Regions from separate parts of the Homo sapiens genome. Here region 1 is linked to region 2. A link is a contact called in ENCODE Hi-C or POLR2A ChIA-PET data. All regions are on one chromosome and are shown on one strand. The core of a region is the stretch at or near the end of the contact, and the rest is flanking DNA. Distances in the headings are between cores, read along the strand shown.

What was found. A loop is a pair of places that touch in the nucleus more often than their neighbours do. ChIA-PET counts read pairs that join two places held with the same protein, here RNA polymerase II (POLR2A). Pooled maps may share reads with other maps.
Region 1: a loop to region 2 is called in a map of mesothelial cell of epicardium, with 7 times the contacts of the local background. The contact joins two enhancer-like sites. A Hi-C loop is called at or near these places in 2 of 168 maps with a recorded cell type or tissue (mesothelial cell of epicardium and posterior vena cava) and 1 of 50 pooled maps. POLR2A ChIA-PET finds 5 or more read pairs at or near these places in 2 of 52 experiments (AG04449 and OCI-LY7).

Annotation. Positions count from the first base shown.
Region 1 is chr2:176,752,491-176,755,190 of GRCh38, reverse strand. LOC101929963 (a long non-coding RNA gene) reads left to right here. Exons shown (of 4, transcript XR_923598.3): 4 at 1,609-1,791. Among named protein-coding and RNA genes, the nearest start is that of LINC01117, 120 kb to the right of the region's middle. Within about 2 kb of position 1,315, at least 5 of the 41 ENCODE cell types and tissues checked have a DNase peak (open chromatin) inside an H3K27ac peak, as active enhancers do.
Region 2 is chr2:176,668,444-176,671,143 of GRCh38, reverse strand. No RefSeq gene overlaps it. Among named protein-coding and RNA genes, the nearest start is that of LINC01117, 32 kb to the right of the region's middle. Within about 2 kb of position 1,445, at least 2 of the 41 ENCODE cell types and tissues checked have a DNase peak (open chromatin) inside an H3K27ac peak, as active enhancers do.

The sequences.
Region 1 (2,700 bases), core at 66-2,565, 84 kb before region 2:
GCTTAATGCTTTTAAGCCCTGTTAAAATGCAAACAAGATATCTGGAAAAGTTGATAAGGAGATATGTGAACATTCATTGACATCTCGGCATGCAGCAGGTTCTCAACTTAGTCAAAATTACGGCACTGAGTAGGATGAACTGGAACATCAGGGCAGGCAGCACAAATGATGGGAAAATGAAGTGTTGCTGAGAGAACATCCTGATGGCCAGGATCACTATGTACGAAATGCAGGGGTATACAGAGAGGATTGGGAATGATTCTCAATGGTGACTAACATTTGTAGAATTCACCTGTGAGGGCAGGCAGTACTATCATTATCCCCACTTCCCAGATGAGAAAACTGAGGCCCAGAGATGTTAAGTAAAGTAACTTGCTCATCAAGTTTACCCAGCCAGTGTGACAATTTATACTACGGAATTGGGTGGGTCTAAAAGCTAATTTACCTTAGTTCAGAATTTAGCCTGAGGCTGTCTAGGAATAACAGATCTTGCTTTGCTTAAAGCCATGATGTTAGATTAATTGATATTGTGACCCTTGGCAAATATCAAAGTTTCGTGGAATTCTCTATAATAAAGACTCTAGACTTTAGAAAAGTCAATTCAAAACACTAAAGTTATTCCTTTATTCCTACTGTTATCCTATTCTGTTCCTTAGCTCACAAAGGAAAAAATAATCCCCTATTGACCTCCAAATTTAGCATTCATTTGATTTCATTTATACATTTAAAATAGAGAAGAATTAAAGCAACCTTATAAATTATATTTTAATAAGAATATTGATATCTGAAAAGCTAGCAACCCAGAGAAATGTTTTTCTTGCTTGACTTAGATAATATTTTCATCAACATAAGAAAAACAAATTGAGCCCCTATGAAGTATAGGGTGTGCCCTGGATTTTAGATGGTTGCCTAATTTTCCTTTTCATGTCTGTTAAAAGCCAAGTTTAATTTGGAGCTATTTCTCAAGAAGGGTGAGCAGCTGTGATTGATTTATTTGAATACTTTACAACATTTAAAAATAGTTTTTCTAATTCACCAGAGAATTATTAAATCCTTGGGGCTGTATGCTCTCTTTTGTAGTCTTAGGTTCTCTCTCATGCTTGGACAATTCTAGTGTCTTTGCCAACAATAGCTACTTTTTCTTGCACACCACTAAACTAATCATTGCAAAAGGTCATTGTTGTGACATCATTCTCCTGTCCCAAACTGTCAGTGGCTCTTCACTTCCTCCCAAGTAAACTCTGTGTCAGAGCCTCCACCATCTGGGTGCTGTTTACTATTCAATACATATTTCCCACAGCTTTCTGGGCAAGCCCACTGTGCCTGGCACTGTCTCTGATCTCCATGGTGCTGCACGTCTGGCCACCACCCTTTCCTCCCCTCCCTTAGTTATTTGGCCTCCAATGCCTTTACCATCTCTCCAGCCTCCTCCCACGCACTCCCCACATCTTTGAAATCTTTTTCTTTTCTTTTTTAATTCCAGCTCTTTTCCTCTCTAAAACTCAAGATTTGACATTTATTCTAGAATCATAAAAGGCTAGAACTCACGGGGACAGGAGTGGAGCTATCTGTCATTTTTAAATATAGCTTCTCTCAATCTTTATTTAGTGGACTTGCTCTGGATTAGGGATGAGAAGACCTGACTCTACTGTTTTCTTGATAAGTGACCTTGAACCAGACACATGTGCTCAAGTTCCATATCTGTAAAATGAAGATACCTGGCCTTCCTACTTCACAAGGTTCTTTTGAAGATCAAATGTAATACTGCATAATAAAGTGACTCATAAATTCTTTTTTTTTTTTTTTTTGAGATGAATTCTCACTCTGTTGCCCAGGCTGTCATGACCTGGTGCAATTTCAACTCACTGCAACCTCCGCCTCCAGGGTTCAAGAGATTCTCCTACCTCAGCCCCACCGAGTAGCTGGGATTACAGGCATGCACCACCACTCCCGGCTTTTTTATTTTATTTTTATTTTTTGTATTTTTTGTATTTTTAGTAGAGATGGGGTTTTGCCATTTTGGTGAGGTTGGTCCTGAACTCCTGACCTCAAGTGACCTGCCCGTCTTGCCTCCCAAAGTGCTGGGATTACAGGAGTGAGCCTCTGCACCTGGCCTGACCCATAAATTCTAAAGTACTAAGTGATGTCCTCATATATAGCACAGTCCCTCCAGCCCCTGCAATTCAAAGATACATCTCACTGTACTTAGGAGAGTTAGAGTAGAGGCATGACCTAACTTGTTAGCTGTTTATCTCCTATAGAAAGTGGTCAACAGATCTTTGTTGGTAAAATGAATGAATATTCATTTCTTATCTTTCAATGAGAATGTGATAACTTTGGTTATTGATGTATACTTCCGTGCAAATTTGCTCATGCAATTTCAACCACATCCCCCAGAACAACTTTCTACCATGCTAATTGCTCCGAACATTTAAATACCAGCATAGGAATGGAAGCTACTGACTGTTAACATTTCTCACATTTAGTTGCTGAATGCCTCTCACATTTACTTACTGAATGTGTGCTTTAGACCATCTTAAAAATATAATAGTATGTCTGATAAAGAGGCCCATCAGTCCTCAAAATGTCTTCATCTTTTAGTGTTGAAACAATAATGATGATTTGCTTCATTTGTGCTCTACACACCAATGAGATGAGCTAACTGCATATCTACTATGAAATAATGTCTATTATTACATG
Region 2 (2,700 bases), core at 196-2,695:
GTTACCTAGCAATTGAAGGCTGGAGGTTTACCCAATGCAAAGTAATGTAGCTATTTGGTGTTTTCTTAATTTTGTCATTGCAGAAAGCAAATGAAAATAATTTATGCCCCTAAGGAGATTTTTCTTCTTTCCTCCTTTCCTTTTTATTTATTGTTGCTGTTGTTAGTGGTTGAGATATTTTGAGAGAAAGTGGGGGAGGGCTGAACAATCATCTTGGTGAGCTGAGTAGATCAAAGGAATAGATTCCATGGGCTGGGCACATTCTAAATGTTCTTTGGGTTTTGATGTGCCAAAATCACACTAGAACCTGTAATTTAAATTTCATTGTCAGAACTTTATCTAGTTAACTTCTACCTTACCTTATCAGAAACAAGGTTTCTTTGAATAGTACAGAGAAAAAAAGAGGTAGAGAGAGAAATCTCCAATAAACCTTTATTTAGGATCTATAGATAAATACTCATTTCACAACTTCTGCTTGTGTTCTACACAAGCCCTCATGGCACAAAGAGAGACTTTTAAAAATTTTTAAATAAGATTCTTGAAAAGGAGTTTCAAGCTCCTTGAGAATAGTGAGTTTATTTTGTTTTATCTCTTCAGTACATAGCCTGGGTCTGGCAGTTTGTTAAATAAGCAAGTGAATGAATGAATTATGATAATACCAGCAGCATCTACCAAAACTACTGAACAAAGTTCCAGCCAGTACTAAGTGACATTCAACCAGAATTCTTTAAAAAGCATCAGCCACAAAGAAAGTTAGCCGGAGCTAGGAACAAAGCTATGCTATGGCCATACAGAGGGAATTTCGTAATGTTGCTCATCCTAGAGAAGTGATTTCCCAAAGGCAGGTCTGTGCAAACATTTTCACAGGTCCAGAGCAAAATGAGGAAATTTTCTTAAGAAAGATTTTATTTTTAGATTATAGTCTTCTCATATTATAGTATAAAAATTTCCCTTCTTGTATGAAACAAAGGAAAAAAGAGACTGGTTGTGTTCACTGTCTTTACAGGAGTGAGGTGGGAGGTAGTTAGCAATTCTGTTAGTCCTCAAACTATTTTTGGAAACTGCCAGGTTATGAAAAGCCAAGGTAAGATAATCAACGGACCACAGAACTTAGCCTCTCAGCCTGCTCTCCTGAAAGTAAATGGGACCTACAACTACAAGTCACAGTGACCTCCTATCACTCTCATGACTGCCTGCAACAAGGTAGTGAAAACATAGAACATGTCCTCCTGATGTCTCCAACTTTCTGGGTGTGATACTGATCACAGGTGAGGTTTTCACAGTCTGTTTCTAATTCATTCCTATGCTGACACAGGCTGCACTTTTAACCAAGTTTTTGCTGCTGAATGCTTCATTGAATTCTCCTTTCCTGGAGAGACTTTAGAATCACTTGATCCCCAGATTCAAACAGCATTCCAAGGCACTGGGGTTAGGGGAAGCAAAACCAAGGGCACGTTTCAAATGACAGGAAAGGCCCCTGCTGACCTCCCTGTACATGGTCCTGTTTGTCATGATGAGACGCTAATTTCAAACCAGGAAGTCTATTTAGTGAAGGAATGGAAACTCCCCACACGACACCAGGACTGTTTAAGATCACACACTCTACTCCGATCACACATTCACAGTGCACTAAAGTGGTTGAAGAAAATCACTCTGATTCTGGGCACTCCAGCTGTCTGAGAGTTCAAAAGCTTAGACCATCATGTGCTTGTTGCTATTATTCATGCTGAGAAAATCTTTTCATCTTTTTTTAAAAGTTGGTCAGAGAAACTGGGTGGTGCTTTTCCTTAAAATAACTTGAACAAAAATTAGAAATGAGATAACATGGTGACAAATGAAAACTCTACATTGTATTCATTCACTGAAAACTTTCCCAGCAATATAGGAAAAACCAGCCAAGCCTGGAAGGCAGCCTCCCTATCTGGGGAAATACTGTGAAGCTGGACAAATGATGAAACTGAGCTTTGAACAAATATACCCCTAATCCAACATAAGACATGGCTGAACAGCAAACTCAATGAGATCTTTGGTTTAGCAGAGAAATTATGTAATGTCAGAGAGCCCCAGACTTGCTTAGCTACATGTCTGAGAATGCTTAAAATGGTCCTTCCACAGCAACTAATACAGATGTACAATTCACTGACCTAGTTTTCCCAAATTGGATCAGTAGCAAATGATGATGATTTATGTCCCAAACCTTCCACCATGAGCAATCCAAAAAACATAGAATTCAAAGGGAAAAAAAATCACATGTTCAAGGGAATACAGAATACCCGGATATTGTAAATTAGGTTCCAGGGCCACTGGCTAGTAGCAGAATATATCTGCAGCATTATAAGCTGCTGCTAATCTATGAATATACAAAGAAAGAACACTGGTCTGGCACCTCAGACATTTATAAGGAACCATTCATTCATTCAAATGAACAAACCTAAGGAGAGAAGAGTCTACCTGTGAAGTTAGACCCTAATGTAGGGCATACACATTGGTATTAATATCAGATGGCATCCTAAAAAGAGGGTTCTTGTCGACTAACCAGCAATGTGTCTTAGGCAATTGATTTTGCTCTCTGGCCCTTACTCAGTTTTGTGATCTGTAAAACAGGGATTAGATTAGAGTATATCTAATGTCCCAAACATCTCTGATACTTTCTAATTCAAGTTGTTGATCAAATACCAAGAGAAGATTGTTAAGGACTAA